2 separate regions of the Homo sapiens genome follow, and region 2 is linked to region 1. The links are chromatin contacts, found by Hi-C or POLR2A ChIA-PET in ENCODE. All regions are on one chromosome and are shown on one strand. The core of a region is the stretch at or near the end of the contact, and the rest is flanking DNA. Distances in the headings are between cores, read along the strand shown.

Evidence for each region. Hi-C counts contacts between places; a loop is a spot of excess contacts on that map. ChIA-PET counts read pairs that join two places held with the same protein, here RNA polymerase II (POLR2A). Pooled maps may share reads with other maps.
Region 2: a loop to region 1 is called in a map of heart right ventricle, with 2.2 times the contacts of the local background. The contact joins two enhancer-like sites. A Hi-C loop is called at or near these places in 1 of 168 maps with a recorded cell type or tissue (heart right ventricle) and 1 of 50 pooled maps. POLR2A ChIA-PET finds 5 or more read pairs at or near these places in 5 of 52 experiments (H1, PC-9, activated CD4-positive, alpha-beta T cell and 1 more).

What each region holds. Positions count from the first base shown.
Region 1 is chr3:59,707,614-59,712,435 of GRCh38, forward strand. All of the region lies in intron 6 of CFAP20DC-DT (CFAP20DC divergent transcript), which reads left to right. Among named protein-coding and RNA genes, the nearest start is that of CFAP20DC-DT, 620 kb to the left of the region's middle. Within about 2 kb of position 2,283, at least 2 of the 41 ENCODE cell types and tissues checked have a DNase peak (open chromatin) inside an H3K27ac peak, as active enhancers do.
Region 2 is chr3:59,817,193-59,822,550 of GRCh38, forward strand. The region is part of intron 8 of FHIT (fragile histidine triad diadenosine triphosphatase); the gene reads right to left. Among named protein-coding and RNA genes, the nearest start is that of CFAP20DC-DT, 730 kb to the left of the region's middle. RefSeq lists an enhancer at 740-1,939. Within about 2 kb of position 3,424, at least 2 of the 41 ENCODE cell types and tissues checked have a DNase peak (open chromatin) inside an H3K27ac peak, as active enhancers do.

The sequences.
Region 1 (4,822 bases), core at 1,033-3,532:
TCTGGGCTTCCTCATTGACTTGCCCAGATTGAGGTCAGGTCGGAAAGGGGCTTGAGAGTAGAATAGAGCTTGGAAGCTATCAGCAGTCAGACCTCAAAACAGAGTCAAACCCTTGACATCTTTTTACTCCAGTTTGGGGAGAAAACCCATAGAAGCCAAGGGTTCAAACTCTTGCCTACCCTGAACCAGCCTTGCCTCCCCGCATTTGTTTCTGATTGGTGTTGAAAAGGGATCCTGGGGGACATTCTCCAGGCTACCTTCTGTTAGCCAGTCTCATGATACCTGCAGGAAACAGATATGCTTTGCACACATGGGTTTCAATTGGCAAGCAATGGCAATGCATCTTTTTTTCAGAGGAAAATGGTTATCATGGAGGCAATGGAATAGATGTTGTTGAGTTCAGCGGCTGTGCATGAGGCACGGTGCTAGGGCTGATGTTAATACAAAGATAGATAAAGCATAATGTTCCCGTTCACAGGAGCAGGTGATGTAGTACAAGAGATGAGGGCCTGACTTGTAAGACAGGACATGTCATGAGTGGGTCCCAAGGGTCACATACAAGTGGTACAGGAGGCAGACATAGATTATATTTCAGACTGAGAGGACATATTGCTACCAGATGATGCTTTACAAAGATGATGTTTGAAATGATTCTTGAAAAAATAGTGTATTAGTCCATTTTCATACTGCTACAAAGACCTTACCTAAGACTGGGTAATTTCTAAAGAAAAAGAGGTTTAATGGACTCACAGTTCCACATGGCTGGGGAGGCTCACAATCATGGCAAAGGTGAAGGAAGAGCAAAAGCACATGTTACGTGGCAGCAGGTAAGACAGCGTGTGCGAGGGAACTGCCCTTTATAAAACCATCAGATCTCATGAAACTTATTCACCAGAATGAGAACAGCAGGGGAAAAAACTGCTCCCATGATACAGTTACCTCCCACCAGGTGCCTATAACACATGGGGATTATGGGAACTACAGTTCAAGATGAGATTAGGATGGGGACACAGCCAAACTCTATCAAACAGTAGTATATTTATGGTCAGGTGCTGAATGTATAGACAAGACAGGGAAACGCTAAACATAATATCAGACGGTGCCAAAAAGAACAAACTACTGCACTTCACAACCTGATTGAGTCACAGACATTATATCGAGTGAAAGAAGCCCGATACAAAACAAATACAGTATGATTCTGTTCCTATGACTCCAAGAACAGGCAAAAGTAATGAATGAAAATAAGCATAAGGCTAGGGATGACCTCCGGGTAGAGGAGGGTATTGATGGGGAGGGGTGTAAGGAGCTGTAAATGTTCTCATCTTGACTTGAGGGGTGGTTAGAGGGGTTCAAAATGTAAACGTTCATAAATTCTACCTTTAAGATTTATCTGTTTACCACATGTGCATTTTATCTAAATGAAAGAAAAAGGGCACAAAGGAATAAGCGTAATCGTAAAACTTATGTTTCCATGCATGGGGTAGGCTGAATAGTGGCCCCTAAGAGATGTCCGCGTCCTCAACCCTGGAACCTGTGAATATGTTACCTTACGTGGCATAAGAAACATTAGAGGTTATGACTGAGAATCTTGAAGTGGGGAGATTAGCCTGTATGATCCAGGTGGGCCTGATGCAAACACCATGGGCATTATAAGAGGGAGGCAGGAGAGTCAAAGGTGGAAGACAGAGATGGGATGACAGAAGCAGAGGTTGGAGTGATGCACTTTGAAGATAGAAGACGGGCCATGAGCCAAGTGACAAAGGTGGCCTCTGAAAGTTGGAAAAGACAAGGAAACTGATTCTCTCCCAGAACCTCCATAAGGAATGATGGTCTGCCAATACCTTGACTTTAGCCCAGTGAAACTGATTTCAAATGTCTGACCTCCAAAGCTGAAAGATAGTAAATTTGTACAGTGTTAAGCCACCAAGTTTGTGGCAATTTGTTACAGCAGCCATAGGAAACTAATATAGTGCATATTATTTGCCAAGGACAGAATTAAACCCTTATGATATGGTTAATCTCAATTCATCTTCATAAGTGCCCTTTGACTGAAGCTATTACCATTATTTATCCTCCTTTTATAAAGCAGGAAACTGAGACAGATCAAGTACCACCCCCAAGCAAAGAAAATAGTGAAGCCATGATTTGGGTCCAGACACTAACACTCGAGGTCTTCATCACTCAGCTTTGCCCCTGCCAAGCAGAAACGGCAGCTGGAGCACAGCCTCAGATGGCATGGTCTGGAGGAAACTGGAGTCCAGGCTGTGGCTTGTTCTGCCTGCAGAGCATTCCACCCAGCCCCCTCCAGGTCCCGTGGCCATGAGGAAGTGGTGTGGACTGAGAGGTTGCTGAAATAGCTTTGATGACAGGAGACTTCCTTCAGTGCAGTGTTGAGCATTGAAATATTTCACTTGTGCCCATTGGGCATCACATTTCACGAAGATGTGTTAACTAAGATCACTGAAATAAAACATAATTCTCTCCCCTGGATGTACTATACCGAGCTGCTGCTGTCACTGTGTGTGTGTGCATATGTGTGTGTGCATATGTGCAAGGTGGTGTTGGTGAGGGAGTTATACCAAGTTGTTGGCTCTGTCTCCCCTATTTCTTGGGGATCTAGCAGACTCATCTTTATTTATCAAATGGTAGTCAGAAGGTTGTACAACTAACCTTCACAGAGAATTTCATCAACAAACACAAAAGCCAAACCTGTGGCTCACTGGTTTCCTGAGCTCCACATTCAGCTCTACTGACAACAGGATGCTACTTGGCCAATTAACAGCAGGATGTGCACATATTTCTCTAAACCTTTTGGGTGGTTCTCCCAGTGAGTGGCTCTGCTCTCTATTTTTCCTTTGGACACAGAAGCATACTGGTTAAAACTAAGGGCTTTGGAGACTCAGAATACCAGCTCTACCTCTTACAAGCTGGGTAACCTTGGCAGGTCACAGACCTTCAATACATATTGAGTATCTGAAAGAGGATGTTTTCATTATCCCAAACCCAGAAGGTCAGATCTTTCAAGAACCTCAGAGGTCATCTAGTCCAATTTCCACATTTTATAGGTGGAGAAATTAGATTCAGAAAAGAGGCGAGTAGGCAAATGGCCAAGAGACAAGTGAGTGGCTAATCCAATTGTATGGATAACTGCCCTGTGTAAGGTTAGCTGATCATGAAAAAAATTAAAAAAAGCAGTACCATCAGAAGCATTTCTGGTAGACTATTAAGATCTATGATATGGTAATCATTTGAACAACTATGGTTATTAGTCTTATTTGCAGACACAGTGTTCAATTATGCAGACCACTCTAGTGCATCAGTCCCAGGGAACTTTCTTAGCCATCAGCACAGAGACAATTTTAAATGAATATATGCAGCATTTCCCCAGACCTACTCGTGATACCCAGGAGACCAACTACCCATGAAAAATCAGTTCACTACAAGAGGAGGCATGGGGGCTTTGAAGTACTTCTTATTGCATGGTAGTCAAGTAATTTTTTGAAAAAAGTAATTTTACTTTCTTGCATTCAGGGCTATCCAAAAGGCTATATGCAAATCTCCAAAAAAGCAGAGGTTAGTTTTTGTCTTTGTTCTAGAGAACATCCCTACATAGCAAAATCAAGAACTCATTGTCCATGGATCCTTCCTGATGCTCACAAACTGGTTTTATGTATTTATTTGCAACATGAAGGAAAGCAGACTTAAAATAACGTTATAAAAAGACCACAGCACATTGCACACATATATTTAATTCAGTAACTATGATGTATAGAAACGCTTCTGGAAACCTTAGAACTTAAACTATTAGGTCGGGTTTCAAACACCTGCCACTATTGGAGCAATAAAATATTTTTGTCCAAATTATTCTTCTCTGCCCCCTCCTCCTCTTCTCCTCCCCCTCCTCCTTCTCCTCCTTCTCCTCCCTCTCCTCCCTCTCCTCCCTCTCCTCCTTCCTCTTCTCCTCCTTTTCCTCCTTCTCATTCTTCTTCTTCTTTCTTCTTTCTTCTTCCTTCATTTCTGCCATGAACTGTGAGTAAGTCAGGACCCTCTGAGGAGTCTTAAATAAAACCACTGCCTCTTGGAAGCTTGTTAAAGTCTAGAGAGGTTTCACCGTAGCAAAAACTAAACAAGGCATCCTACCTAGAACTTGGGGAATTTTTTTCAAAGCGGTTCACACAAAACTGACTCAAGTGGTGCAAAGGGGTGGGGAATGGGAAGGTGGGTTAGCCTTTCAGTTGGACAAGATGTACTCTGTTGATGAGTATGGCTCCAATAGAAGTCCAGAAGAAAAAGCTCTGGATTTGGCTTTGTATTTTAGTATAAAGGGTTTTCAGCTACCTGGGCTCAAAGACTGGAATGATGAGCTTTCCACACTCATGCAGTCAGCTGATGAAAAAGCAATGCAGCCAGAGCAAAAAAATTAGGAGGAACCTTTTCTTCAGGCTTCAGCCTTTTCTTAGCCTAGAAAGAATTTCATTCAGCAAAGAGCTCAGCAAAGAGTCCATGAATGGGAACTCTGGGATGCCCCTTGAAATAGATCTGGATATTCACACATAGCCTGTCCTTCGGGTAAGCCTACAAATAGATTTTAGAACCACCTTCACCATAAATATCATGTCTTTTTATGCCCTTACATTCTCTGTCCATCAGCCTCCTTTTTTGGCATACTGATTGCATTAGAAATCCTAGAGGTTTTCTTAGCAAGTGAAGAATGGTAGATAGGATGCTTCCCATTGCCCAGGAGCTTGTCTGCTTTATTGATATACTACTTAGTTTGAAAGTATCAGTTGACTTTTCAGTCCTGGGGAAAAGGCATGGGAAT
Region 2 (5,358 bases), core at 2,174-4,673, 110 kb after region 1:
AGATTTTAATGTAATTTTAATGTTTGTGTGTGTTGTTAGTGTACCTGTTTCTCAGGTTTGCTATCCCAGATAGGTTATTTGCTAAGATCAGAAGAAAATCAATTGGCAAAAGAACATGCTCACATGTTACATGTTATTACCAGTTGGAACAAGAGCCATCTGGGATGTAAGACTATCCACCAAACGGGTGTGTGGAACTGTCCCTTGGCATTGCACAGGAGGACCACTTTTAGTATGATTTCCTGTGCTGTGGCTATGACATCAGGGAGGCTGAGGCAGGATCACTTGAGGCCGGGAGGTCGGGGCTGCATAATGAGTTCTGATCGTGCCACTGTACTCCACCCTGGGAGACAGAGCAACACCCGTCACTAAAAAAAAAAAAAAAAAAGAAAGAAAGAAAGAAAAGAAAAAAGAAAAAGAAGAACAAATTCAGAAGCTACAATAGGAATAGTTCAGAAACCATCCTCCAGCCTTTTAAAGGCACAGAAGAGCTTTGTTTCACATTCGTTTCGGCTTCCAAAGCAACTAGTCAAGTCAGTTTCACCTGTTTTATTCACAACAGTTATCTCTCCAATCCAGATTCCTTCTTTAAAAAAAGGGAAGAAAAAACATTCTCATATTTCTTGTTTTGCTAGCAAGAAATGAGCTGCAGAACACTTTCAGAGATCCACTAGCTGTTTTCCTTAAGCTGAGGCTGAGAGCTTCAGGGGCACTCCAAAGAAAGAAAGAAAGGAAAGATAAAACAAAGGACGAGAGGCTGGGGGGAAGAAAGAGAGGAAGGGAGGGAGAAACTATAGAGACCACTGTGTGGACACCCACAACTTCTGGTTCTGAGGCTGGTGGGAAAGGAATTTGCAATAGAAGAGGAGGGGAACTGAGAGGAGAGCACTGTATTAAGAGCTTATAGGAATTCTAAAAAGAAAAAAAAAGGAGGCCTTTGATCCATTCCAAAGAGGGAGGCAGAAAACTTCAAAGCAGAATAACAGTCCCCTGCACTCTGCCCTACTCTAAGTACCCGGAGCATTCATTATGAATCAGCCCACCTCCCCTCGGCCCACGTGGGGCTGTGCAAGCCAGACACGCAATTCAGACCCACAGCTTGTTCAGCCTCCCCGAGAACACAGCGTGTGCAAGGTTTGGGAATGGAAATATAGCAGGGTGCCCACTCCTAAGTGGGGTTAATTCACGGATGTGGAAGGAATCTCTACCTTTCGCAGAGACTGCTAGAAACACCAGCTTCCCTTCTTTCTCTTCAAAGGAAGATGGTGTTTTTTTCTCCTTAATCCTGAGTCATTTACAGTAAGATACACGTAAATAATAGTCCAGGAGGTAAAATGTGATCTACACAGTCTCTACCTCAAAAATAAGTTTTTTGGGGGACTTGTTTACCATTCCGAATGTGACCCGGCAGCCCTTTACAAAAAGTAACATTTGCTTTTATTAGATACAGCAGATCTATTTCTGTGAGCACCGCAGATGTAACTGGGATTCATTTTTACTGGATGTCTCAGAAGACCGGGCCGACTGCCAGCTCTCCTGGACACAGGAAGTTACAGGGTGCGGTCACTTCTGCTCACCCATTTCTCCTTCAACAGCGCAGATCACATGCACAGAGTTCTTAGGAGACAGGTCTTCCCCAAGGCAAAGGCACACAGAAATGCTTTCCTTCCCAGCTGCCCCTTGATGAAAGAAACTAAACACCTCTTCAGCATGGATATGACACTAGCCCTCGGCTTCTTATTTTTTGCAATGACTACTCTGTGTCAGAGTCAGTAAAAATCGCAATGCAGAGAAGAGAGATAAAAAGAAACATCCTGGAGAATTCTCCTGGTTATTTTTAAAATATTGTCTCTGTTGACTTGAAGTGGTGTAGAAACAGTTCCATATGCTGTGTTTCTTTTTTCCTGTTGCATCTTATAGTTTAAACATAGATCTTTTATCGGATACAACTTCTGTTAACAATATGGCCTACTGGGTTAGCAAAGAAACCGTTCTTTTCTTACAGTTCTGGATTTGGGGAGGTTGCTCACATTTAACTGTGGAAAGCATTATGCTCTTATGGTCTTTGCCAATTCTTTTCTGTAACACAAACCTAAATTACATACCAATTTCTCGAGGTTCTTGCCTAGTTTGGACCAAATTAGGTCCCACAAATTCCTGATCTTAGCAACTGTGTCTCTCAGTTATTTTCCGTGAGACAATATGTTTGTCTGTACTTCATATTGCTTTGTGGAGACAATTACCAGTGCTATATCCCTATTTTTCTTTTTCTTGAAAAAAAATTTAATTTTTAGAAATTATTTGTATAGGAAAAATGTTAAAATAGAAATAAGAATATAACCTCTTTGACCACCCTGCTCCAGTCCTGGTCCCCTCCCTGGAGGTAGCCGTATTAGCAGACAGGCTCGTGTTCTTCCAGACATTTTTCTGTATATTTGCACACATCTAAATACATAGTCATATGTCTTGTTTTTGTTGTTACCATCATTATACAAATGGAATCATACCATAGAACAGATGCCTCATAATTTATTTACCTATTCCTCTATTAATGGATGCTACGGTCTGAATGTATCTCTTCAAAATTCATGTTGGAACTTAAGACCCAATGTGACAGTATTAAGAGGAGCCTTTGGGGAAGTGATTAAGACATGGGGGCTCTACCCTCATGAATGGACTTAGTGCCTATATAAAAGACACTGAAGCAAGCACTCTGGTCCCTTCTCCCTTCCACCATGTGAGGACACAGTGTTTGTCTCTTTCTTCCTGTGAGGACACAACAAGAAGACTCCATGCCAGAAGCAGAGGGCAAGCCCTCACCAGAAACCCAATCCGCTGGCACCTTGATCTTGGACTTCCCAGGCTCCAGAACTATGACTAATAAACTTCTTTTTTAAATTACCCAGGCTAAGGTATTTTATTGTAGAAACAGGAATGGACTAAGACAATGAATATATACCTTGCCTGTTAATTTGCTGAGAACCAAGGTTTCATTTTCAACATTTACTAGCTAATCTAGCCTAGAGAAGTACAAAGAACCCAGGACTTGGATTTTAGTCCAACAATACTACTAATGTCCAGGTAATCTTCGGCAAATGATCATCCTCTTTGGGCCAACATATCCTCAGCTGTCAGACCAGTGGGCATGTACAGTGAACAACTTAGTACCAGGTACTACAACAACTTACACATGCCTAGGCCCCAGGGCACCATGGTGATTCTGATTCAAAGCTAGGGCTAAGATTGGCTACCCTTAGCAAAGAAGAGTTACTGATGTGTAGGTGAGAAAAATGTCTCACGATTTAGAACAGGATGGGACAAACTACATCCCATGAACCAAATCAGACCTGCCACCTATTATTATAAATAAAGTTTTATTGGAACACAGCAATGCTCGTTTGTTTATATATTGTCTTTGGCTGCTTTAGTGCTAAAGTGGCAGAGCTGAGTAGTTTCAACAGAGATCTCATGACTCACAAAGCCTAACATATTTGTCACTGGGTACCTTGCAAATGTTTGCAGACCTCTGCTTTGGAAAGATCCCTATGGTCACACAGAGGGTGGGGAAGGAAGACAATTTAGAGTGGTGGTGGTGATGGGGGTCTGAGTCAGGGCAAGAGAAAAGAACAATGTGCGAGACACAACACAGGCAGAAGCACAGAAGTTGTGACTGACTGAATGGATAAAAGTATGAGAAACAGAAGTTACCAGTTTCATATTTCCAACTTGGAGGCTTGGGTGATTGTCATTAACCAAGATGAGTGTCATGAAAGGAAAGAAGATGTTTATGGGAAGGTGAGTAAGATTCGAATTAGGGACTTTCTGAATTCAAAGTGCAGATAAAGGTGTCCAGGAAGCAGTTGGAAATATGAGTCTAATATTCAGGAGAGAGGTGGGGCTGGAGGTCAAGCTTGAGCGCCACCATCTTGGAGATGAGAGCAGGTTTCAGGTGAGCAGACCAGACCAAAGAGGGAAAAACATAGAGGCAAGATATTTGAGGAAGAAATTCTGAGAAACCCCAACAGTTAAAGGACTGGCAAAGGAATAAACCTGAGAAGGAGCAATCAGAAGAGTAGAAGAAAACAAACATGATAATATTTGTGAAAGCAGAAGCAACTGATGTTGGCTTTTATAAGAGGTCTTTGTTGGGCTCATGTCGGGGTAAAGAGTGCTCTGAGGATTTGGTGCCTCTTGTCAGTGTCCTGTGGTGGCTTCCATAGAAAACACTCCACACCCATTATCTGCAAGGAGACAGCTGCAGTTTTGCCTCTTCATGTGGTTTCCTCAAACCCACCCCCTGGGAAATGCAATATGATTCTCTCACAGAGCAGATGGGATGCTAACTGGAATCACCTCTGCCTTGCAGAGTTCTCCCTCAGTTGCTCCAACAGTGCCTGGTAGTGTAAACAAGACTGGCTTACCAGTGCAGCATTCAATACCAGTGCTTACCCAGCAGCCATTCAACCAGTCCTGCTGATGCCCCACCATGTGCCAGCCACCAAAGCATCTAGTGCCAAGATTACAACTGTTTCCTTCTGCTCCTGGTTCTTAGAGTTTTTTTTTAAAAAAAATATATAAATGATCTGCATTTAGTGATATATTTATTTTTAATTTTTTTATTTCCATAGGTTTTTGGGGGAACAAGTGGTATTCGGTTACATGAGCAAGTTCTTCAGTGGTGATTTGTGAGATTTTGGTGCACCCAACACCTGAACAGTATACACTGAACCCAATTTGAGTCTTTTATCCCTCACCCCCACCAATGCTTTCCCCCGAGTCTCCAAAGTCCATTGTATTATTCTTATGCCTTTGCATCCTCATAGCTTAGCTCCCACATATGACTGAGAACATACAATGTTTGGTTTTCTATTCCTGAGTTACTTCACTTAGAATAATAGTCCCCAGTTCCATCCAGGTTGCTGTGAATGCCATTAATTTGTTCCTTTTTATAGCCAAGCAGTATTCCATTGTATACATATACCACAATTTCTTTATCCACTTGTTGACTGATGGGCATTTGGGCTGTCCATATTTTTGCAATTGTGAATTGTGCTGCTATGAACATGTGTGTGCAAGTACCTTTTTTGTATAATGACTTCTTTTCCTCTGGGTAGATACCCAGCAGTGGGACTGCTGGATCAAATGGTAGTTCCATTTTTAGTTCTTTAAGGAATTTCCACACTGTTTTCCATAGTGGTTATACTAGTTTCCATTCCCATCAGCAGTGTAGAGGTGTTCCCTTTTCACAGCATCCACGCCAACATCTATTACTTTCTGATTTTTTTTTATCATGGCCATTCTTGCAGGAGTAAGGTAGTATCATATTGTGGTTTTGATTTGCATTTCCCTGATCATTAG